Regions from separate parts of the Homo sapiens genome. Here region 1 is linked to region 2. A link is an interaction called in ENCODE POLR2A ChIA-PET data of the cell type or tissue named here. Cell type or tissue: OCI-LY7. All regions are shown on one strand. Links, peaks and the distances in the headings refer to the core of each region. The heading gives the core; the rest is flanking DNA. Region 1 overlaps RUBCN (rubicon autophagy regulator). Region 2 overlaps DYNLT2B (dynein light chain Tctex-type 2B).

Evidence for each region. Peaks named below come from ENCODE experiments on the same cell type or tissue, not always from the same donor. Only the 100,000 strongest peaks of a DNase experiment are listed, where the experiment ranks them.
Region 1: POLR2A ChIA-PET joins it to region 2 with 7 read pairs; 1 of 35 experiments calls an interaction of 5 or more read pairs at or near these places.

What each region holds. Positions count from the first base shown.
Region 1 is chr3:197,714,779-197,732,054 of GRCh38, reverse strand. It overlaps RUBCN (rubicon autophagy regulator), which reads left to right. Exons shown (of 20, transcript NM_014687.4): 2 at 13,925-14,078. Among named protein-coding and RNA genes, the nearest start is that of RUBCN, 13 kb to the left of the region's middle. RefSeq lists a silencer at 12,803-13,097 and an enhancer at 12,803-13,097. In OCI-LY7, for the core only: no CTCF peak of the experiment used is centred there; a DNase peak (open chromatin) is centred at 7,894.
Region 2 is chr3:196,287,930-196,295,853 of GRCh38, reverse strand. DYNLT2B (dynein light chain Tctex-type 2B) reads left to right here. Exons shown (of 5, transcript NM_152773.5): 5 at 4,480-4,635. The coding sequence ends at 4,527. Among named protein-coding and RNA genes, the nearest start is that of PCYT1A, 4.2 kb to the right of the region's middle. RefSeq lists an enhancer at 3,018-3,107 and a silencer at 7,702-7,811. In OCI-LY7, for the core only: a CTCF peak has its summit at 3,121; a DNase peak (open chromatin) is centred at 3,413; H3K4me3 peaks cover 736 bases; H3K27ac peaks cover 438 bases.

The sequences.
Region 1 (17,276 bases), core at 5,271-10,270, 1.4 Mb before region 2:
GTTAATAGCATTTTCCACTCACTCAACATGCCAGAGCGTCAGAGTGACATTTGACATTTCGCTCTTCTCTATTTCCCATATGTAAGCAGTCACCAGGGTCTAAAATTCTGTTCCTAATTTTTCTTTTGAAGCCTTCTTTTTCTCTCCATTTCCAAATATAATGGCTTATAGTACTAAAAAATCTAGGGTGACTGGGAAGTGAGGAGCCACTCTGCCCGGCCAGCCGCCCTGTCCCGGAGGGAGGTGGGGGGGTCAGCCCCCCGCCCGGCCAGCCGCCCCATCCGGGAGGGAGGTGGGGGGGTCAGCCCCCCGCCCGGCCAGTCGCCCCATCCGGGAAGTGAGGGGCGCCTCTGCCCGGCTGCCCCTACTGGGAAGTGAGGAGCCCCTCTGCCCGGCCAGCCGCCCCGTCCGGGAGGGAGGTGGGGGGGTCAGGCCCCGCCCGGCCAGCCGCCCCATCCGGGAGGTGAGGGGCGCCTCTGCCCGGTCGCGCCTACTGGGAAGTGAGGAGCCCCTCTGCCCAGCCACCACCCCGTCTGGGAGGTGTACCCAACAGCTCATTGAGAACGGGCCATGATGACAATGGCGGTTTTGTAGAATAGAAACGGGGGAAAGGTGGGGAAAAGATTGAGAAATCGGATGGTTGCCGTGTCTGTGTGGAAAGAGGTAGACATGGGAGACTTTTCATTTTGTTCTGTACTAAGAAAAATTCTTCTGCCTTGGGATCCTGTTGATCGGTGACGTTACCCCCAACCCTGTGCTCTCTGAAACATGTGCTGTATCCACTCAGGGTTGAATGGATTGAGGGTGGTGCAAGATGTGCTTTGTTAAACAGATGCTTGAAGGCAGCATGCTCCTTAAGAGTCATCACCACTCCCTAATCTCAAGTACCCAGGGACACAAACACTGCGGAAGGCCGCAGGGTCCTCTGCCTAGGAAAACCGGAGACCTTTGTTCACTTGTTTATCTGCTGACCTTCCCTCCACTATTGTCCTGTGACCCTGCCAAATCCCCCTCTGCGAGAAACACCCAAGAATGATCAATAAAAACAAAAACAAAAACAAAAAACCTCTAGTTAACACATAATAATGCCCGCACTGAGCAGATGTTCACTAAGGTGTTGAATAAATAGTTGAAACTGTAAAAAAAAAAAAAAAAAAAAAAAAAAAAAAGATGCTTTTAAAATATGAAAAAAAAAGATATTTTAATGAGAAAAGCTGAGTGTTGGGAGAGAAGCTGATGCAGGGCTTGCATGTCTGCTAGACTTGCTGGCTCCTTGCTTCTAGCACTCCCATTATCTCAAGCAGCCATATGTTTCTCATTCACTTGATACACTGTTTCCTTTCAACCCCCACATCCTCACCACCTGTTTCTTTGTTTGATCATCAATAAATGGTGTGGGCTCCCAGAGCTCCGGGCCTTGGCACAGCATCCACACTCGTGATGGCCCCCTGGTCCCACTTTCTCTCTCAAAAAAAAAAAAAAAAAATCTAGGGTGTACTGTTGCTTCAGAAATGCCCAAATATGGGTGTTCAAATTAAGAATTTGTCTCTGTCTCTGGGCTCTGCTTCCAGATGTGTTGTTTTCATTCTCAGGTAGACTATTCTACAGGTTACCATAGCAACTCCAAGCTTAGCAATACCAGCAACAAGAAAGATGCAGTCCCAGCAGCTCCAGCAAAAGCAAAAATCCCGGGGCTGACTCTTTTTGGACTGACTTGAGTTATGTTTCTGTTCTTGTGGTCGGGGTATGGGCTATTCTGCTTAGTCAGGCCTAAGTTATGTGCCCAACCCTGGATCCTAAGGGAGGGTGAGATCTTGGAACCTCATGGACCAGAGTAAGTAGTAGAGAGGTGGTTCCTCAGTGGAAAATCAGGGTTCTCTTACCAAAATAAAGGGACAAATTCTGGGCAGATATAAAGTTTATTCACTGTAGACCCATATAATCTCTTCTTGGGGATTACCTCAGTAGCTTCTTAACTAATCTTCCAACCTGAATTTAGTCCCAATTCCAGATAGCCTCACCCTGCTACTAGTTTAATTTTTCAGAAACAAAGCTACTATAATATTTTACTCAGGGATGTTCAGTGATTGGCTGGATTTGGTGGCTCATGCCTGTCATCCCAGCTCACCCTGCTACTAGTTTAATTTTTCAGAAACAAAGCTACTATAATATTTTACTCAGGGATGTTCAGTGATTGGCTGGATTTGGTGGCTCATGCCTGTCATCCCAGCACTTTGGGAGGCTGAGGTGGGTGGGTCACCTGAGGTCAGGAGCTCAAGACCAGCCTGGTCAACATGGCAAAATGCTGTCTCTACTAAAAATACAAAAAATTAGCCAGATGTGGTTGTGCACCCCTGTAATCCCAGCTACTCAGGAGGCTAGGCAGGAGAATTGCTTGAACCTGGTAGGCGGAGGTTGCAGTGAGCCCAGGTGATGCCACTGCACTCCACCCTGGGCAACAGATCGAGACTGTCTCAAAAAACAGAACAAAACAAAAGCAGGGGCCGGACGCGGTGGCTCACGCCTGTAATCCCAGCACTTTGGGAGGCCGAGGCAGGCGGATCACAAGGTCAGGAGATCGAGACCATCCTGGCCAACATGGTGAAACCCCGTCTCTACTAAAAATACAAAAAAATTAGCCGGGCGTGGTGGCGGGCGCCTGTAGTCCCAGCTACTTGGGAGGCTGAGGCAGGAGAATGGCGTGAGCCCGGGAGGCAGAACTTGTAGTGAGCCGAGATCGCGCCGCTGCACTCCAGGCTGGGCGACAGAGCGAGACTCCGTCTCAAAAACAACAAACAAAACAAAACAAAAAAAACAAAAGCAATGTTCAGTGGTTTTCCCATTGAAAACAGAATATTTTCCATGTCAAAACTCCTCACCCTGGTATTGAATCTTTTTTTTTTTTTTTTGAGACGGAGTCTCGCTCTGTTGCCCAGGCCAGAAAGCAGTAGCACAATCTCGGCTCACTGCAAGCTCCGCCTCCCGGGTTCACGCCATTCTCCTGACCTCGTGATCCGCCCGCCTCGGCCTCCCAAAGTGCTGGGATTACAGGCGTGAGCCACCGCGCCCGGCCTGAATCTTTCTGTTAGTACTTAATGAAGTTTCCAATTACAAAACCATGGCACACTCACCCACTCTCACATCTTTCTTGCCATTCTCATTCTTGCTTTTCTACACTCACTGCAATACCTCCCTCTTTGCCTGGAGAGCTCTTAGTCGTCCCTTAAATGACGCTCCTTTAGAAGGCACCCCTCTCTGTTAGAGCACATCTGACATCTCCCTTCATAGCATGGTTATGTAAGTGTCCATTTCCCCCATTACGTTCTGAATTCTCTGACAGATGGGACTCTTCCTCTTTAACCGCTATAACGCTTCTTTAAGCACCAGTGCCTAGCCCAGTGCCTGACATATAGTTGGTGTTCAGTGAATATTTGTTTGAGGAATGAAGACATTAACGTTGTGGTCATCCCTCTTACAGATGGGCAGATGCTAGTGGAACTGTTGTCATTGGAAGTGCCACTTTCTTCGCATTTCTCCTATTCATTTTCACTTTTTCACGTTTTTATATTTCCTGTTTTCTTTCTTTCCCGTCCCTGTTTGATTATTCTAGGAGTTAACAGTTTACATAGAGCTAGTAGCAAAGCAGGATGATCACATGATTTTAAAGGAAACTAGCAATTGCTAGTTCGATTTTTAGTACAAAAATTACAGAAACATACCCTTGAAGCTTTTGGGGAAGCTGCTGTTGTCAGAACCCAGGAGGGGACTGCAAGGACTCTAAGCCTGAAGCTTTTCCTCTCCCCACAGCTGTTTTTGTTTTTTGAAGGGTTCTCACATTGTTGCCCAGGCTAGACTTGAACTTTTGAAGTCAGGCAATCCTCCTGCCTCAGCCTCCTGAGGAGCTGGGACTACAGGCATGTGCCACTGTGCCCAGCATAGGTCAGGCAGTCCTCCTGCTTCAGCCTCCTGAGGAGCTGGGACTACAGGCATGTGCCACTGTGCCCAGCATAGGTCAGGCAGTCCTCCTGCTTCAGCCTCCTGAGGAGCTGGGACTACAGGCATGTACCGCTGTGCCCAGCGTGCCTTTTACCTTTAAATCATCTACCTGAAACTGAAAAGACTGAAACACTTTGTCTTTCCTCCCGTGCCATTGCTATTAAAGTGGTGTTGTGTGCCTGCTTTACCTTGTTTGTAAAGCATTCTGCTACCTAGACAGTATAACATGAGCCTGGTGAAGTAATAAGATTGTCTTTCTTATATGTCTCATGAAATCAGCCTTATTGTGCCGCAGTAACACCTTGACAGTTTCTTCCATTCCGTCAAGCAGATTTAAGTCTTTACCATATAAAAGTCATATCCAGTATTTGAGGAAGTCCTTCCTAGCTTTCCTACTTCAGTGAGAGGACCAACAGCATCAACAGGGCCTTGCAATCCATGCTTACCTGCAGACCTGACCTTGGTTTAAACGCAGTGGAGATACTGTTTGGATGTGGAACACTGTAACCAAACTTCATTATGCTGCAGACTGTCCAATCCTTTACAATTTTTGGCAGAATTTTCTTTTTAAGCAGAATGGGTAAGAAGGCTTTATTCTAGGTACCCTTCCTGATTTTGTTGGATTTATTAGATTTATGCAATGGAAGTTCACAGGGGGAAAATGGCAGAGAAAAGAGAATATTATTCTCTGCTCTATGATAATGCTTCCCCTAGATTGTCAGTTACACCCTCCTCTGTGAAGCAATTGTTGTCTCCATTTTACAGTGAGGGAATTGAAGCTTCAAGAGTTTAAATGGCTTGGTCAAGAATGTGGATCTAGGCCAGGTGAGGTGGCTCACGCCTGTAATCCCAGCACTTTGGGAGGCTGAGGCAGGCAGATCACTTGAAGTCAAGAGTTCGAGACCAGCCTGGCCAACATGGTGAAACCCCATTTCTACTAAAAATACAAAAATTAGCTGGGCATGGTGTCAGGCACCTGTAATCTCAGCTACTTGGGAGGCTGAGGCAGGAGAATCATTTGAACCCGGGAGGCGGAGGTTGCAGTGAGCTGAGATCGCACCACTGCCCTCCAGCCTGGGCGACAGAGCAAAACTCAGTCTCAAAAAAAAAAAAAAAAATAGAATGTGCATCTAGTTTGTGAGCAGCTAAGATTCAAATTCAAATTCAGTTTAAATGACTATGATGTCTATTTTCTTTCTACTGGGTGACATTTTCTTCCTGCTTATTAAAATACAAAAGATCTGTAATCCCAGCACTTTGGGAGGCTGAGGCGGGCGGATCATGAGGTCAGGAGTTTGAGACCAGCCTGACCAACATGGTGAAACCCCGTCTCTACTAAAAAATACAAAAATTAGCTGGGTTTGGTGGTGGGTGCCTGTAATCCCCAGCTACTCAGGAGGCTGAGGCAGGAGAATCGCTTGAACCCAGGAGGCAGAGGTTGCAGTGAGCCAAGATCGCACCACTGCCCTCCAGCCTGGGTGACAGAGCGAGACTCTGTCTCAGAAATAAAATAGGCTGGACGCGGTGGCTCACGCCTGTAATCCCAGCACTTTGGGAGGTCGAGGCGGGTGGATCACGAGGTCAGGAGATCGAGACCATCCTGGCTAACACAGTGAAACCCCGTCTCTACTAAAAATACAAAAAATTAGCCAGGCATGGTGGCGGGCACCTGTAGTCCCAGCTACCTGGGAGGCTGAGGCAGGAGAATGGTGTGAACCCAGGAGGCAGAGCTTGCAGTGAACCGAGATCACGCCACTGCACTCCAGCCTGGGCGACAGAGCGAGACTCCGTCTCAAAAAATAAAAATAAAAATAAAAAATAAAATAAAATAAAATACAAAAGAAATAGAAGATACATAGTCCCTTTCCTTCAGGAAACAAGCTATGTAATATTAAACAACAGTCTTAAAGTATTTTTAGAAGGAATGGTATAGCGACATCATACGCTTTTGGAGTTCTAATAAAGGAGCTATAGTGGGTCAGATTATTTAGAACCTTTTTAGAGAAAGTTGAATTAGAGCTGGACCTGAATCCCTGAATGGGGTGAGAACAGGCATTCCAGGTGGAGAGCTCTGCATGAATAAGATCATGGCAGTAGAGTGAGGTTGGCATGTTTGTAATAGTGTGTGATGAGGTCCCCGTACCTAACCTGAGGAGTACTGGGCAGCAAAGTTGGTATTTAGATTGGGGCCAATGATGGAGAATTTTTCACCTCCATGCTAAGGAGTTTGTTGGTGGTTAGGTTTCTGACATAAGGGATTTTTCATCCGTATGTTAAATCCACTGATTGTTGAAATTCAATGCATTTGATGTTACTCAGGTGTTAAATAGGTGTCGAATTACAAAGCATACCTACAGGTACTGCTTATTCCCTCCTGTACATTAAGATTCTCCTTTGGCTGCGTGCAGTGGCTCACGTCTGTAATCCTAGCACTTTAGGAGGCCGAGGCAGATGGTTGCTTGAGCCCAAGAGTTTGAGACCAATCTCAGCAACATAGTAAGACTCTGGTCTCTACAAAAAAAAAAAAAAAAAAAAAAAGATTCTCCTGTCAGCCATGAAATGTATGGGACTGGCCGATGGTTACATTCTCCCAGGTGCCCCAGAGCTGAGAGACTATATAAGAGAGTCAAGTATGTTTTTCCTATAAGCATGTTATTTATTTAAAGCATATTATTTATGTAAAAAGGAGCACATTCAACTACACAGCCTGCAAGTTAAATACTAGATAATTAAAAACAGCAAATATATGGCCAGATAAGAAGAAACATTAAACACACATGTGATAGTCTCTCGCTACCTCAGTGTTACCAATAATTATTTCACTTAATTATATTTTTTCTACCTGAAGGAGGAACCCATTACCTCTTTCCAGGAAGTACTTTCTGGCATTAAAAGTCCCAGGGACACTTGCCTGACCACAGTCTTCCAACTTCGAAGCCCTTGATACTGAGTATTTTAAAAATCCTTTATGGTACTTTCCAGCTTCTGGTTTGTTCAGATTATTGATCCTTTCTTTGTGGGGAGGGATTTTTTTAGTTTTTTTGTAGAGACGAGATTTTGCATGTTGGCCAGGCTGGTCTTGAACTCCTGAGCTCAAGCAATGCACCTGCCTCAGCCTCCCAAAGTGCTGGGGTTACAGGCGTGAGCCACCACACCCAGTCTACTGATCCTCTATTAATCGCTAGTCTCAGGAAAGCCCTAAACAATTCTGCTCTTCTCTACAGTTCCCCCATATTACTAAAGGTAACCACTATTAACGTATTATTTCTTTTCATATTTTTATGTTGAGATCGTAAATCTAATTTTACATTCTGCTTTTTATACTTTAATATGCTATAATTAGCTTTAGAAACTTTTTGGTCAAAAGTTTTCATTCTTCATGGTATTCCATCATGTGGATGTCACATCTTTCTTCCTCCACTTTGGGGATCAAATCATTACCTGACTTGGGACAACCTGACTTTCAGCTGTGATCCATGGGCCTGTCCCAGATAAAGAGCTCACTGTGGAAGGGACATGCCAGTAAGCTGAAGCTGTTTCCTTTACCACTAAAAAGAGTATTTGGGGATTGAAGATAGACCAGTATCTATTTCTTACCTTGAATCACACTTTGCAATTGCATAGTACTTTCACTTATTTACTATTTATTATATATTTCATATATATCACATATAAGATACTCACATGTCATGTTTTTAGTGATTATGTTTTAGTTATGTATTAGTTATATAGTGTAATACTTTACAGAGTTTTGTAGCTTTTTACTTTAATCTTGAGTGTTACTTATTATAACATACTTATTATAACATGGTGAGCTTAAGACTGAGTTGGCATCTAGGAAAACTGGTTTTCCCCAGATATACTTATTTGGGTCACTTAAGCAATTTCTGTTCCTCTTTAAAGGAGGGATGTGGTCAAGATCCTCCCAGAAGAAGGTAGTTGGTATTTTATTCTGAGATTGGCTTCGTTGTGAGTTGATGAAAATGATTTATGTAGGGATGGGTTATACTCTCCCTTGCCACTTAGGCCGCCCCCCAGGTTCAAGCAATTCTCCTGCCTCAGCCTCTCGAGTAGCTGGGATTACAGGCATGTGCCACCACGCCTGGCTAATTTTTATATTTTTTTAGTAGAGAACGGGGTTTTTCCATGTTGGTCAGGTTGGTCTCGAACTCCTGACCTCAGGTGATCTGCCTGCCTCAGCCCCTCAAAGTGCTGGGATTACAGGCGTGAGCCACTGCGCCTGGCTGGGAAAGGATATTTTATTTCTCCATTGTGATCTGTTTACTTGCATCTAAGATTCAGGCATAATGGTTTAATCAAACCAGTGTGTATGAGCTTCAGTTGAATTTAGTATTTCAACTCTCTGATATTGATAATTATATCATTAGGATAAACGATCCTAAAAAGATGAAGACACTAAAGAGATAGGCAATATAAAAATATGTAAAATGGGACTTCAAAAATTCCAGATTTGGGGAGGAATGGAGTTAAAGTATAGGTTTTGTTTGTTTCTTCCTTTTCCTATCTTTATGATCAAACTTAAGTCACTGTCAGTTTAAAATAACTTTTTATGGGCCTGGCATGGTGGCTCACACCTGTAATCCCAGCACTTTGGGAGGCTGAGGTGGGCAGGTCACTTGAGGTCAAGAGTTTGAGACTGGCCTGGCCAACATAGTGAAACCCCGTCTCTACTAAAAATACAAATATTAGCTGGGTGTGGTGGCAGGTGCCTGTAACTCTAATTCCAACTACTCAGGAGGCTGAGGCACGAGAATCGGGTGAACCCAGGAGATGGTGGTTGCAGTGAGCTGAGATCATGCTACTGCAGTCCTGCCTGGGTGAGAGTGAGACTATGTCTCAAGAAAAAAAAGAAAATTAAAAATAAATAAAATAACTTTTTATAACTACAAAATGTGTTTTGTAAGCCTCATGCTGACTACAAAGCAAAAACCTATGACACACCAAAATTGAAAAGCAAGGAATCAAAGCACACTACTAGAGAAAATCAAGTGCCACAACAGAAGACAGTAACAGAAAGAAAGGAACTGTAAAAAAACTAGAAAACAAGTAACAGACCTTACTTATCGATAATTACCTTAAATGTAAATGGGTTAAATTCTCCAAATAAAAGACAGTGACTCAATGAATTTTTAAAAACCTTCCAAATAAGCCCCAACCGTATGCTGCTTCCAAGAATCTCACTTCACATGTGAGGACATACATAGACTTAAAGGGATGGAAAAAGATGCTCTATGCAAATGGAAACCAAAAGACAGCAGGAGTAGCTATACTTATATCAGAGAAAATAGACTTCAAATCCAAAGTTGTGAAAAGAGTCAATATCATTATGTAATGATAAAGAGTCAATTCAGCAAAAGGATATAACAGTTGTGTGTGTGTGTGTGTTTATATATTAAGGTGCTCCCATGTTGGATGCCTGTATATATGCATGCATGCATCCAACATGGGAGCACCTTAAATATGTAAAGTGAATATTAGTAGACCTAGATGGGGAGAGAAAGTCTGATACAGTAACAGTCGAAAACTCTGATACCCCACTTTCAGCAATGGACAGATCATGCAGACAGAAAATCAACAAAGAAACAGCAGTGTTAAACTATATCCTAGACTAAATGGACCTAACAGACATCTACAGAACATTCTACTCAATAGCTGCAGGATACACATTCTTCTCAGCAGCACATGGAACCATCTCCAGGATATATGATATCATATGGTAGGCCACAAAACAGGTCTCAACAAACTTTTAAAAACTGAAATCATACCAAGTATTTTTTCTTTTTTCTTTCTTTTTTTTTTTGAAATGGGGTCTCACTCTGTCACCCAGGCTGGAGTGCAGTGGTGCAATCCCAGCTCCACCTTTGCCTCCTGGGTTCAAGCAATTCTCCTGCCTCAGCCTCCTGTGTAGCTGGGATTACATGCACGCACCACCACACCTGGCTAATTTTTTTTTGTATTTTTAGTAGAGATGGGGTTTCGCCATGTTGACCAGGCTGGTCTTGACCTCCTGACCTCAAGTGATCCGCCCACCTCGGACTCCCAAAGTGCTGGGATTACAGGCATGAGCCACCGCACCCGGCCATTCAAGTATCTTTTGTGACTACAGTGCAATACAACTAGAAATCAATAACAAGAACAACTTAGGAAACTATACAAATATGTGGAAATTAAACAACATGCTCCTGAACAACCAGTTGGTCAATGAAGAATTAAGAAGGAATTAGAAAATTTATTGAGACAAATGACAGTGGAAACACAACATACCAAAAACAGTGGGATACTGCAAAAGTAGTACTAAGAGGGAAGAAAATAGCAATTAACATCTATATCAAAAAGTAGAAAGAGCTCAACCTAATGTTGCACCTCAAGAAACTAGAAAACCAGGACAAACCAAACCCAGAATTAGTAGAAGGAAAGAAATAATAAAGATCAGAGCAGAAATAAATGAAATAGAGAATGAAAAAATATATATATAAAAGATTAACAAAAGAGTTGTTTGTTTCAGAAGATAAAATTAACAAACCTTTAGCTAGACCAAGGGGGAAAAAAGACTCAAATAAATAAAATCAGAGAGAAAAAGGAGACATTGCAACTGACAGCACAGAACTATGAAGAATCACTAGAGGCTGTTATGGGTAACTGTGCCAACAAATTGGAAAACCTAGAAGAAGTGAAGAAATTTGTGGACACATACAGCTTACCGACACTGAATCATGACAAAACAGAAAACCTGGACACACCAATAATGAGTAATGAGATGGAATCGGTAATGAGTCTCCTATCAAAGAGAAGCCCAGGGCCCGATGTTGTCACTGCCGAATTCTACCACAACTTCAAGGAAGAACTAATACCAATTCTTCCCAAATTATTCCACAAAATCGAAGGAGAGAGAATTCCTCCAAACTCATTCTACAAGGCCAACATTATCATGATACCAAAGCTACAGAGGGGCACAAGAGGAAAAACTACAGGCTAGTACCCCCGATGAGTATAGCTACAGAAATCCTTCACAAAATACTAGCAAACCAAATCTAATCGCTGCACATTAAAAAAAAATCAGAAGATAGCCGGTGTCGGTGAGGATGGGGAGAAAAGGGAACCCTTACACGCTGCTGGTGGGAATGTAAGTTAGTACAGCCATTATGCGACACAGTCTGGAGGTTCCTCAAAAAGTTAAAAATAGAACTACTGTGTGATCAAGCAATCCCAATACTGAGTATATATCCAGGGGAAACACAATCGGTGTATCAAAGCGATACCTGCACTCCTCTATTTATTGCAGTGCTATTCATGATAGCCAAGGTATGAAATCAACTTAAATGTCCATCAACAGCCAGGCGCGGTGGCTCACTCCTGTAATCCCAGCACTTTGGGAGGCCGAGGTGCACAGATCATGTGAGCCCAGGAGTTTGAGACCAGTCTGGCCATCATGGAGAAACCCCATCTAACTAAAAATACAAAAATTAGCCAGACATGGTAGCCTGCGCCTGTAGTCCCAGCTACACGGGAGGCTGAGGCAGGAGAATCGCTTGAACCTGGGAGGCAGAGGTTGCAGTGAGCCAAGATTATGCCACTGCACTCCAGCCTGGGCGACAGAGTGAGAGTCTGTCTTAAAAAAAAAAAATGTCCGTCAACAGATTAATGGCTAAAGATAATGGGGTGTGTATACACTATGGAATACACTTCAACCTTAATTCTTTCAGTTTTGGCAACATGGGTGAACCTGGAGGATGTTACCTTAAGGGCAATAAGCCAGGCACAGAAAGACAGCTGTCACATGCTATTACTCGGTAATCTAAAAAGTTGTTCTCATGGAGGTAGAGAGTGGAATAGTGGTTGCCAGAGGATGAGGAGGGTAGGAGGGAGAAGGGCATGGAGAGAGATTGGTCAACAGGTACATGGTTGTAGTTAGGCAGGAGGAGTACGTTCTGGTGCTCTGTTGCACAGTAAGGCGGGAGAAGGGCATGGAGAGAGATCGGTCAACAGGGCCAAGGGGACAGACAGTTAGACAGAAGGAGTACATTCTGGTGCACAGTAAGATGACGAGGGTTAACAGCAGTGTATGGTGTAGTTCAGAATAGCTGGAAGAGAGGTTTTTGAATGTTCTCATCACAGGGAAATGATAAATATTTAAGGTGATGGATATGCTAATTACTTTGTTGCGATCAATGCACAATATATCCATTGTATACTATCAATATGTACAATTATGTATCAATCAAAATTTTTTAAAAAGGTGACACTAAATACGGTAGCTATGTAAATCAATTTTTTACAGAAGTTTTCTTCTACATGAGCAGATACCAAATATAGATTGTTTGGTGTATCTTAGAATAAAAGCCACATTCTTTTGTAGCTTTGGCACCTTAGGGACACTTCATTGTGAGGAAGGGAAATTCTTCAGCTTTGTCCAGAGGAAATTATAGGTAGATCTGAATGCTCAAAGTTTCTAAGATGTCAATGCTCTTTGTGTAATTTTGGAATCAAAGCCCTAGGATGATAGAGTACTTAATGTTTGCTTTTGGGATTTATCATGTTCTTTTTTTTTTTTTTTTTTTTTTGAGACAATCTCACACTTGTTGCCCAGGCTGGAGTGCAATGGCATGATCTCAGCTCACTGCAACCTCCACTTCCCAGGTTCAAGCGATTCTCCTGTCTCAGTCTCCCGAGTAGCTGGGATTACAGGCATGTGCCACCACGCCTGGCTAATTTTTGTATTTTTTGGTAGAGATGGGTTTTCACCATGTTGGCCAGGCTGGTTTCTAGCTCCTGACCTCAGGTGATCCACCCGCCTCAGCCTCCCAAATTGCTGGGATTACAGGTGTGAGCCACTGCGTCCAGCCTCATGATGTTCTTTAACAGTTAACCTTGTAAGATCAGTACAGAATGAATCAGAACACAGGTATGCAGAGTCACGTCATGAGTCAGACTGATTCTCAGGCCTATGAGACCGGATTGTAACCTGTTGGCACATGGGAAAACTGTGTCACTAAGAAATCAGAGGCTAGTTTGCTCTGAGGAAGAGGCATAGGATATGCAGAGTCACTGGGCAAAAGTTGGCAGTCCATTGGCCTCTGCGATGGCCGTTTCTTACGGTATAATCATAAATGACATTTTAGTGACCGCCTTAGTCCTACAGTTTCTGTCCTTCACGATGCTGTAGTTAGCGCTTGGAAATATAGGAAATAAGAAGTTGTTTTTGGCCTTTTTTGTTTGGCAAAAGATGTCTGGTTCTGTGTGGATGCCTTCATCTTTTTGTATATTGTGCAGGTACTGTCATTGTTAAGAAATGGATCTTAGGCTGAGTGCAGTGGATTACATCTGTAATCCCAGCTCTCTGGGAGGCCGAGGTGGGAGGATCACTTGAGGCCAGGAGTTGGGCAGCATAGTGAGACCCCATCTCTACAAAAAATTTAAAAATTATCTGGGTGTGTTGGTGCACATCTGTAGTTCCCAGCTACTCGGGAGGTTGAGGTGGGAGGATCACCTCTACCTGGGAGGTTGAGGCTACAGTGAGCTGTGATCATGCCACCACACTTCAGCCTGGGTGACAGAGTTAAGTGTCTCAAAAAATAAAAATGGATCTGAATGGGTTATACCCCTATAAAGTTAGGGTTATAAGCTGCTTATGTGAGGATTGAGTGAGATAGTAGATGAAAATCCCTTTACAAAGCATAATCTACCATTTGAATGTGAGGGTTTTTGCTGTTTGTTTTTTGTCTTTAAATTAGTATTGTTCACAACTTTAATTCTCTCAGAGTTGAGTTTTGTGCCCAAGTAAAAATTAAGAGGGGAGAGAATGTTAGGATGTGGGGCAGGAGGCTCCTCGGCTTAGACTTTCTTTGATATGATCAGGATCAAGTACAGCAAAGGTAACTAACGATTGGTGTAACTGATGCCCTTGCAGGAGGGAGCACTGGCAGTTGCTGGGTAATTTGAAGACGACGGTGGAGGGTTTGGTATCAACCAACAGCCCCAACGTCTGGTCTAAGTATGGTGGCTTGGAGCGGCTTTGCAGGGACATGCAGAGCATCCTCTATCACGGGCTTATCCGTGACCAGGTATGCAGAACTCCTTTTTTTGCCAGATTGGCTGACTCGCTTGTTGAAAAGAAACAGTCGCATTGGCAGGGAGGAGATGAAGGCCACTGGTCTGTGGACTCCTGAGAGCAGCTGTGACTTAATTCATTTTTTTAATATACAGAACGTTTCACATCGTGTCTGATGGACCATAGATGTTAATGGAATGAATAAATCACTGGGTAGGACAGCAAATCAGCAACAAAAGATTAGGTCAACTTAAAACTTTCCTATTGTTGCTGTAACAAGTAACTACAAACTAAATGGCTTAAAACAACACAGATTTATCATCTTACAGTTCTTGAGATCGAAGTCCAAAATGAGTTTCACGGGGCTGAAACCAAGGTGTCTGCAGGGCCACACACCCTCTGGACGCTCCACAGAGAATCTACTTCCTTGCCTTTTCCAGCTTCTCTAGGTTTCCTGCATTCTTTGGCTCTTGGCCACTTCCTCCATCTTGAGAGCCAACAGCATAGCACCTTCAAATCTCTCTCTGCCCCCCCCTTTTTTTTTTTGAGACGGAGTCTCGCTCTGTCACCCAGGCTGGAGTGCGGTGGTGCGATCTTGGCTCACTGCAAGCTCCGCCTCCCGGGTTCACAGCATTCTCCTGGCTCAGCCTCCCGAGTAGCTGGGACTACAGGCGCCCGCCACCAGGCCCGGCTAATTTTTTCTATTTTTTAGTAGAGACGGGGTTTCACCGTGTTAGCCAGGATGGTCTCAGTGGTCTCAATCTCCTGACCTTGTGATCTGCCCACCTTGGCCTCCCAAAGTGCTGGGATTACAGGCGTGAGCCACCGCACCCAGCTCTCTGCCCCCTTTGTTTGTTTGTTTGTGTTTTGAGACGGGGTCTCGCTCTGTCACCCAGGCTGGAATGCAATGACAAAATCATGGCTCGCTGCAGCCTCGACCTCCCGGGTTCAAGCAATCCTTCCACCTCAGCCTCCCAAGTAGCTAGGGCTACGGGCACATGCAACCACACCTGGCTAATTTTTGTGTTTTTTGTAGAGACAGGATTTCACCATGTTGCCCAGGCTGGTATTGAATTCTTGGTCTCAAGTGACCCTCCTGCCTTAGCCTCCCAAAGTGCTGAGATTATAGACATGAGCCACCGTGCCCAGCCCTCTCTGCTTTCACATCCCTTTCTCTCCTTATGGACCATTCCTGCCTACCCCCCTCCTTATGACCATTCCTACCTCCCTCTTAAGGACTCTTACAATTATACTGGGCCCACATGGACAATCCAGTATAATCGCCCCATCTCAAAATCCTTAATTTAATCACACCTGCAAAGTCACTTTTGTCATAAAAGGCAACATTCCCAGGTTCTAGGAATTAGAATGTAGACATCTTGGAGGACCAGTCTTAGCCAACCACAGCCAGGAAGCTTTTCCTTCTGAATCTTAGTTTTGGTTTTAAAACCATGCTGGTTTTTTTCAGAAGTAGGTAGGATAAAGGAAGAAAAACAGCCAAGGCAAAAATATGTTCACTTATTTCTGACTTTCATGCATGAAATGTTTCTACAGAATGAGAAGGTGGCCAGGCACAGTGGCTCACGCCTGTAATCCCAGCACTTTGGTAGACCAAGTGGGGCAGATCACTTGAGATCAGTTTAAGACCAGCCTGGCCAACATGGTGAAACTCTGTATCTACTAAAATTACAAAAATTAGCCGGGCGTGGTGGCGCGCACCTGTAATCCCAGCTACTCAGGTGGCTGAGGCAGGAGAATCACTTGAACCTGGGAGGCGGAGGCTGCAGTGAGCTGAGACCGTGCCACCGCGCTCCAGCCTGAGCGACAGGGTGAGACTGTATCTCACAACAACAAAAGAATGAAAAGATGAAACTCCATGTGCTCAGTGACATTAAAAGTACTTCCCTGTGGGAAATCCTTTTGTCTAGAAGCCAGTGTGTTCTAGTGATAATTAATTGCTTAGGCTTGATAAGATTCGTGTAATTAGAATCAACGTCTCTTTCCTGAGACAAAATAATCAGCTCTTCCTGTGATTCTTTTTGAATTAGAATTTTCATCTTGTTCCCTAAATTTAGACTTTTGTTATTACTATCTTTACTTCAAATTAATAATGGGAAGAAAGAATTAATGTGCTTTCTTTGTAAGGATAGTGAGACTTTATCCTCAAAGTATCTGTGAAAACTAGCAGGCATAAAAGTGACTAGGGAAAAGAAGAGTTAGTAGTTAACTCATGTTAGCTACGACACGAGTAGTTAATAGGTACTGTGGCTCAGGGTAGAGCCAGACTGCCTGGATTCAGTTTTCAGCTCCTTCATGTGTTAGCTGTGTAACCTTGGGCAAAATACTTAACCTCTTTGTGCCTTAGTTTCCTCACCAGTGAAATGAGGTAGCATCTGTCTACCTCTAGGGTTGGTGTGGTATGTAAAGCATTAAGAGAATAGGAAGAGCTCTCCTAGTATGTGCTATGATGAGGAGGAAGAGGAGGAGGACACAATGACTCATTAAATTTTCCTCCTAGCATCCTAGGACAATCCGAGAACTATTTATAAAATATTGTCATATTTAGAATACCCTTTGAGTTTTACTTTATAGATACCTTGTTGACGCTTATGAATGGTAGTTTGATTGTAGCTTAAATTTTTAAAATATAAACTTTATTAATGTTGAGTTTCTTTTTCTTTTTCTTTTTTTTTTTTTTTCAAGATAGAGTTTCGCTCTTGTTGCCCAGGCTGTGTTGCAGTGGCACGATCTCGGCTCACCACAGCCTCTGCCTCCCGGGTTCAAGCGATTCTCCTGCCTCAGCCTCCCGAGTAGCTGGGATTACAGTCATGCACCACCACGCCCAGCCAGTTTTGTGTTTTTAGTAGAGATAGGGTTTCTCCATGTTGGTCAGGCTGGTCTCGAACTCCTGACCTCAGATGATCCGCCTGCCTCGACCTCCCAAAGTGCTGGGATGACAGGCGTGAGCCACTGCGCCTAGCCGAGTTTCTTTTTCTTTATATCCTCAAAAACTCTATAATCAGCTTTGAGTTTTGAAATGAGTAGAATCCAATAATTCTTAAAGGTTTCTGCTTTCTCTTTGGCAGTTACTCCATTTGCAGTGTTTTAAATACATTTTGGTTCTGGATAAAGTTGTCAAGTGAGTCACTGGGGTTTAGTATCCTCCTATTTAAAAAAAAAATCAGACCTCACAAATACAGGCATAATTGTG
Region 2 (7,924 bases), core at 340-5,339:
ACTAAAGCAGAAACCTAGAGTGCTGCTTATAGGCAAGGAAACTTACATGTTTACATATGACATAATTTTTCATGGGTTTGAATTTCTGAATAGCATATTATTTAGTTAGCATATTATTTAAACATTATTTTTAGCCACTTCCTCCATAAATCAGTGTTCTAAAACTCAATCCTGATAATCCTTATTAAAGTAATAATTTATAACTAAAATTTTAAAATCACTTATTTGTTCATTTGAACCAATCACACTTTGCTAAGTTGCAAACAAATGTGGATGGCAGGGATTCCATGAGCAAAGGTCATTTTTTTTTAGTAGTAAAATTTATTACTTTATCTTAAAGCCATTTATTAAAATTAAGCAAAAATAAAGAGGAATCTTTAAAAAGATGTTTCAGGCCAGGCGCGGTGGCTCATGCCTATAATCCCAGCACTTTGGGAGGCCAAGGAGGGCGGATCACCTGAGGTCAGGAGTTCAAGACCAGCCTGGCCAACATGGTGAAAGCCTGTCTCTACTAAAAATATAAAAATTAGCCGAGCATGGTGGCGGGCACCTGTAATCCCAGCTACTCAGGAGGCTGAGGCAGGAGAATCGCTTGAACCCCGGAGGCAGAGGTTGCAGTGAGCTGAGATTGTGCCACTGTATTCCAGCCTGGGTGACACACACACACACATAAAAGAGGTTTCATTGAAGTTATTATTTTATATTTACTCCAGAAAGGATTGCATCCTCTATTCGTCTACTCCCAGGTTGTGAATACATAGAGTCAGAGTTAGAGTAGAACAGAAACTAGATTGAGTAAATTAAGAGAGTGAGGCCAGGTGGGGTGGCTCACGCTTGTAATCTCAGCACTTTGGGAGGCCGAGGCATGTGGATCACTTGAGGTCAAGAGTTTGAGAGCAGCCTGGCCAACATTGTGAAACCTCTTCTCTGCTAAAAACACACACACAAAAAATTAGCCGGGTGTGGTGGTGCACGCCTGTAATCCCAGCTACTTGGGAGGCTGAGGCAGGAGAATTGCTTGAACCTGGTGGCGGAGGTTCCAGTGAGCTGAGATCGCACCACTGCATTCCAGCCTGGGCAGCAGAGCAAGACTCTGTCTCAAAAATTAAAAAAAGAAAAAAGAAAAAAGTAAAAAGAAATAAGAGGGGGATTCCATCTCCAGTTCTGTCACTTTCTAATTGAATGACTTCAGGTAAGTCATTGGATTTTTCTCACATTGTATCAGTGACATTAGGAAGCTGAAGTACATTTTCCCAAAGACTGGCTGTGACTGCCTAAGGATCATCTGGGAAGTTGTTTAAAATATAGACGCTGGGTCCCTATTCAAATAGATTCTGATCAAATAGGCCAGGGGTTAGATCAGTGAATCAGAATATTTAAAAAGTTCCCCATGATTCTGCTGACTGCCAGATATGGACACTGCTTATGTAGATGATTTTAAGGTAGCTTTTAGCTCTAAAATTCTATGGTCTCACCAAGGTTTTATTTTTATTTTTATTATTTTTTGAGACAGAATTTTGCTCTTGTTGCCCAGGATGGAGTGCAATGGCACAATCTCAGCTCACCACAACCTCCACCTCCCGGGTTGAAGTGTCCTGCCTCAGCCTTCCGAGTAGCTGGGATTACAGGCATGCACCACCACACCTGGCTAATTTTGTAATTTTAGTAGAGACAGGGTTTCTCCATGTCGGTTAGGTTGGTCTGGAGCTCCCGACCTCAGGTGATCGGCCCGCCTCGGCCTCCCAGAGTTCTGGGATTATAGGCGTGAGCCACTGCGCCCAGCCCCACCAAAGTTTTATTTTATGCTTAACTACCCTAGGGATCAGGGGCTGGACAGTGGGAAGTACTATGTAAATCTTAATTTATCAGCTATCTTTGGGGGAATAGTCAAGCTAAGAAGATGGTTTTTTTTGCCAGGCACGGTGGCTCATGCCTGTAATCCCAGCACTCTGGGAGGCCGAGGCGGGCGGATCATGAGGTCAAGAGATTGAGACCATCCTGGCCAACATGCTGAAACCCCGTCTCTACTAAAAATACAAAAATTAGCCAGGTGTGGTGTTGGGTGCCTGTAATCCCAGCTACTCGGGAGGCTGAGGCAGGAGAATTGCTTGAACCTGGGAGGCAGAGGTTGCAGTGAGGCGAGATTGTGCCACTGTACTCCAGCCTGGAGACAGAGCGAGACTCTGTCTCAAAAAAAAAAAAAAAAATGCATCTTGTTTGTTTGTTTTGAGACGGAGTCTCACTCTGTCACCTAGGCTGGAGAGTGGTGGTGCCATCACGGCTCACTGCAACCTCTGCCTCCCAGGTTCAAGTAATTCTCCTGCCCCAGCCTCCCGAGTAGCTGGGACTACAGGTGCATGCCACCACGCTCGGCTAATTTTTGTATTTTTTAGTAGAGACAAGGTTTCACTATTTGGTCAGGCTGGTCTCCAACTCCTGACCTCAGGTGATCTGCCTGCTTTGGCCTCCCAAAGTGCTGGGATTACAGGCATGAGCCACTGGGCCTGGCCAAAAAATGCATCTTTAGATGATACAATTCATTCATTCAACAAATAGTTCTGAGCTCCTATTATGTGTCAGCTTCTGCACCTGAGGGGCTAGGGACAAAATGATGAATAAGACAGGCATGGTTTCTGCCTATTAACATCCAGTGGGGGCCACTCAATACTCAAATGAACAAATATGTAATAAAAAACTTTAGGCTGGGTGTGGTGGCTCACGCCTGTAATCCCAGCACTCTGGGAGGCCGAGGCGGGTGGATCACCTGAGGTCAGGAGTTCAAGACCAGCCTGGCCAACATGGTGAAACCCCATCTCTACTAAAAATACAAAAACTAGCCGGGCAAGGTGGCGGGCGCCTGTAGTCCCAGCTACTTGGGAGGCTGAGGCAGGAGAATTGCTTGAACCCAGAGGGCGGAGGTTGCAGTGAGCCAAGATTGTGCCACTGCACTCCAGCCTGGGCGAGAGGGCAAGACTCTGTCTCAAAAAAAAAGCACTTTATTTGGGAGATTCCAGGAAACATTAGTAGAGGCAGAGGAAATGAGAAAGGAGGGAAAATCATGTGGTATTGAGCGGAAAACTGCTGGATGACAGGGCTCAGTCCTGTTGGAGAACTCTGGGTGGTGCTGTAGAACAGGGCCACTCACAGTGGGGTGCACAGACCAGCACGGCTCTGTGACCTGTTTGTTACAGGTCCATGATGAGGTAAACAATACACTGAGTATAAGGGTTGGTTTAGAAACTCTTACAGCAATTTGACAAAGTAATCTTCTGTGCAGTGAATCTAAGAAAAAAATTGGGGCTGTATTTGTATGTTCCTTTTTTTCATTTCATGTTCTGAGTTACCTATTTTTATTGCATTTTACAAAAGCATCCTTCCATGAAGGACCGGAAGTTAAAAACAAAGCAGGTCCTTTATCACAGCACTGTCGTAGAACACAGTTCAGAGTTATCCACCCAAGGAGCCAGGGAGCTGGGCTAAACCAAAGAATTTTGCTTTTGGTTAATCATCAGGTACTTGAGTTGGAATTGTTTTAATCCCATCATTACCAGGCTGGAGGTGAGGTTAGTGGTGCAGGAGTTGCTGAGGCAGGTGGAAATCTTGTAATAAATGCCTAAAAATGTTTTAAGCAATTTGACTGGGCTCTGGAAAGCATTTTGTGATTCTGAACTAAAAGATGGACAAGTAAATTTTATCAATTAAGAACAAACACCCAGAGACTATTTCTCTTATCCAGAATTTATGACAAGGTCCTGTTGTTCTTATTATCAGTGATACTTATAATATGGTTTCTTGGGATGAGTAATGGAGTTTACTCCAAGAAACTCAAAGCATTTCATACATTATTTCTGTGATAAATCAGGAAATATGTGAATAATTATTTTATGAATATGTATTACCTAAAGTTCATTAGTTCACATTTTATTTTTGCATTCAGAAAATCTAATTCTTTACCCATCCTAACCTTTTAGCAAGCAATTTTGTAGTCACCCTCAGGCAAGCAATAGTGTAGCTATACTCTGGAAACCCTTCACTTCTTGAAGAAGGAAAAAGTCTTCCTGATTGAAAATTGGTGGCTGGGTGAGGTGGCTCACGCCTATGATCCCAGCACTTTTGGAGACCAACATGGGTGGATTGCTTGATCCCAGGAGTTCAAGAACAGCCTGGGCAACATAGTGAGACCTCATCTTTACAAAAAATAAACAAAATTAGCCTGGTATGGTGGCAGGCACCTGTGGTCCTAGCTACTCTGGAGGCTGAGGTAGAAGGATTGCCTGAGTGTAGGAGGTCGAGGCTGCAGTGAGCTGAGATCACACCACTGCACTCCAGCCTGGGTGATAGAGTGACACCCTGTCTCAAAAAAGAAAAAAAAAATTGGAAAGATCTGAGATGGTGTTAGTTTCAGTTGCCTGTGCTGCTCTCATTCCCTCTTTAGTACTAACATTCTGGATGTGTGTGTGTGTTGTATTTATTTTTTAGGACAGTTTATTCTGCGTTGTAGCAGCATTTGGCTGTTTCTACTACTGAATGAATCTTTGAAAAGCTGGTAAAAGACATGACCATGAAGAAATCTGAACTTTTTAATATTGTTAAATATCTTGACAAAATAAAGATGTTAGTAGTTTGACAACTGAATCTGTTGTGTTTTAGGCCTTATATTTTTAATGTTTTGATTTTGTTACACTATGTTCTGTTTCTTTCTTTCCTTCCTTCTTTCTTTCCTTCCTTCCTCTCTCTCTCTCTGTCTCTCTCTCTCTCTCCCTCTCTCTCTCTTTCTCTCTTTCTTTCTTTTTTTTTTTGAGACAGAGTCTCTCTCTGTCGCCCAGGCTGGAGTGCAGTGGCACAATCTCGGCCCACTGCAACCTCCGCCTCTTGGGTTCAAGTGATTCTTCTGCCTCAGCCTCCCAAGTAGCTGGGACTACAGGCAAGTGCCACCACGCTTGGCTAATTTTTGTATTTTTACTAGAGACGGGGTTTCACCATATTGGCCAGACTGGTCTCAAACTCCTGACCTCATGATCCATCCATTTCAGCCTCCCAAAGTGTTGGGATTACAGGTGTGAACTACTGCGCCCGGCCCTACTATATTCTTGTTACACTGGAACACAGAGAAAAAAGTAGGGGAAAAGCCATTTCAATTGTTCAAACATAACCAATGGTAAAAATTTTGGTATATTTTCTACCAATGTTTTTTATTTCCAAGGTTTAAAAAACATATAATTTTGTACCCTCATTTTTCATTTCTCATGATGTTATGAACAGTTTTTATGTCATTTTATTTGCATTATGATTTTAAGATGCATGACTTAATAGCGGCATTTATTTCAATAGGTTATACCATATTGTTATTTTTGCCAGTTCCTTATTGAGGGTCTGCTTATTTCTGATTTTTCACTATTATAAAAAATAAAGACATGGCTTTATTTGTGCATAAAGCTTTTTCCTACATCTTTAAAATAACTTTTGAATTTATTTATTTTTATTTTCAGAGAATGGGCCTTGTTCTGTTGCCCAGGCTGGGGCACAGTAGCGGGACTGTAACTTGCTGCAGCCTTGAACTCTTAGGCTCAAGTGATCCTGCCACCTCAGCCTCCTGAGTAGCTGGGACTACAGGCATGCCAACACACATGGCTATTTTTAAAAAATGTTTATTTTTATTTTTTTATTTATTGAGACAGAGTGTTGCTCTGTTGCCCAGGCTGGAGTGCAGTGGTACGATCTCGGCTCACTAACCTCTGCCTTCTGGGTTCAAGAGATTCTCCTGCCTCCCGAGTAGCTGGGATTACAAGCAGGCACCACCATGCCCACCTAATTTTTGTATTTTTTTTTGTACAGATGGGGTTTTGCCACATTGGCCAGGCTGGTCTCAAACTTGTGGCTTCAAGTGATCTGCCTGCCTTGGCCTCCCAAAGTGCTGGAATTACAGGTGTGAGCCACCACACCTGGCCAGTAATTTTATTTTATTTATTTAGTTTTTGAGACAGAGTCTTGCTTTGTCACCCAGGCTGGAGTGCAGTGGCGCCATCTTGGCTCACTGAAACCTCAGCCTCCCAGGTTCAAGAGATTCTCCTGCCTCAGCCTCCCAAGTAGCTGGGATTACAGGCATGCGCCCCCACGCCTGGCTAATTTTGTATTTTTAGTAGAGGCAGGGTTTCACCATGTTGGCCAGGCTGGTCTCGAACTCCTGACCTTGTGATCCGCCCATGTTGCCCTCCCAACAGTAATTTTATTTTTTATAGAGATGAGGCCTTGCTATGTTGCCCAGGCTAGTGTTGAACTCCTGGCCTCAAGTGATCCTCCTGCTTTAGCCTCCCAATATGCTGGGAGTACAGGCATGAAACACCATGCCTGGCTGCTTTTTCCTACATTTTGAATTGTTGCCTTCATCTTTCTCACACAGTGTTTTTGCTCAGCTCTTGCCATCCTATGTCTTACATAGCTTATTAGCCTAAACACCCATCCATTTTCTTTGTCCACAGTGTCAGGGTCTTATGAAATTCATCCTCCCTTAAGACTGAGATTCTGATGTTGGTTACTATCTCAACTCTATTTTTGTAGTGATGTTCCCCTTAGAGGCCGCGGTGTCTTCTCCAGCTAACTGTCCTTATTTGGGGTACCTTAGTCTAACCGCCATGTTCAAAGACATATTTGAAATTCAGGTTTAAATCCTTTTTCCCCCTGGAAACTCCTCAGCAGATGCAGTTATACCCATCCTCTTTCTTCTCAGCCACTTTCAAGTTAAGCATGTAGACCAAGCTTGTCCAAGCCGCGGCCCAGAACAGCTTTGCATGCGGCCCAACACACATTTGTAAACTTCTAAAACACATGAGGTTTTTTTTTTTTTTGCGATTTTTTTTTTTAAGTCATCAGCTATTGTTACTGTTAGTGTACTTTATGTGTGGCCCAAGACAATTCCTCTTCTACCAATGTGCCCCAGGGAAGCCAAAAGATTGGATACCCTTGATGTAGACAAAAAAAGCAAAATAAAATAAAAAAAGCAAAGCAACAACAATAGCAACAAAAAGTTGACTGGGCGCGGTGGCCTGTGATCCCAACACTTCGGGAGGCTGAGGCGGGCAGATCACTTGAGGTCACGAGTTCGAGACCAGCCTGACCATCATGGTGAAACCCCGACTCTACTAAAAATACAAAAATTAGCCGGGCGTGGTGGCGCATGCCTGTAATCCCAGCTACTCGGGATGAGGCACGAGAATCCCTTGAACCCTGGAGGCGGAGGCTGCAGTGAGCTGAGATCGCGCCACTGCACTCCAGCCCGGGCGACAGAGCGAGGCTCCGTCTTTTAAAAAAATAAAAGAATAAGTAAATAAGTTTAAAAGGTCTTTTACTTCAGTCCAGTTGGTAACTAAAAAATAATAATACATTTTTTTTACATCCTTCTTCCATAATATTGTGTAGCCTCTTACATCTACGGAATCAAAAGGGATCCTTCCCAAGGTTCATTCTAGCAAAGGAAAACGTTTCTTTCCACCATACACCCTGCGACACGTGTCTTAATCCACTCCTGCTCAACTGGCTCCCAGTGGATCCCTAGGGATTTTTTTTTTTGGAGCCAACGTGGGTCAGAAAAAGGAAGAGGGTGGGTCAGCCACAGGTTTTCAGCGGACTGGGCTGGCGGTCGCAAATTCCCCTTACTTCCCCACGTAGGTAAAAGCTAACGCTGCGGCGAGGCAGCCGCGGTCGGGGCGTCTCCGCTGAAGGCGCCCGGGCCTCCTGCACGTTGGCTGCCCGGGTGCGGGGGTGCGGGCTGCGGTAGGCGCGGAGGTGCAGCGGTAGGACCTCCGCGCACAGGCCCGCCTGGGCGGACACAGCCCGAGTTGGACACGGGAGCAGCCGGGCAGCGCGTCTTGACGGACCGGCGAGCACTTGGGCCGGTTCACATCCGTATCCCACTTCAAGGAGACGT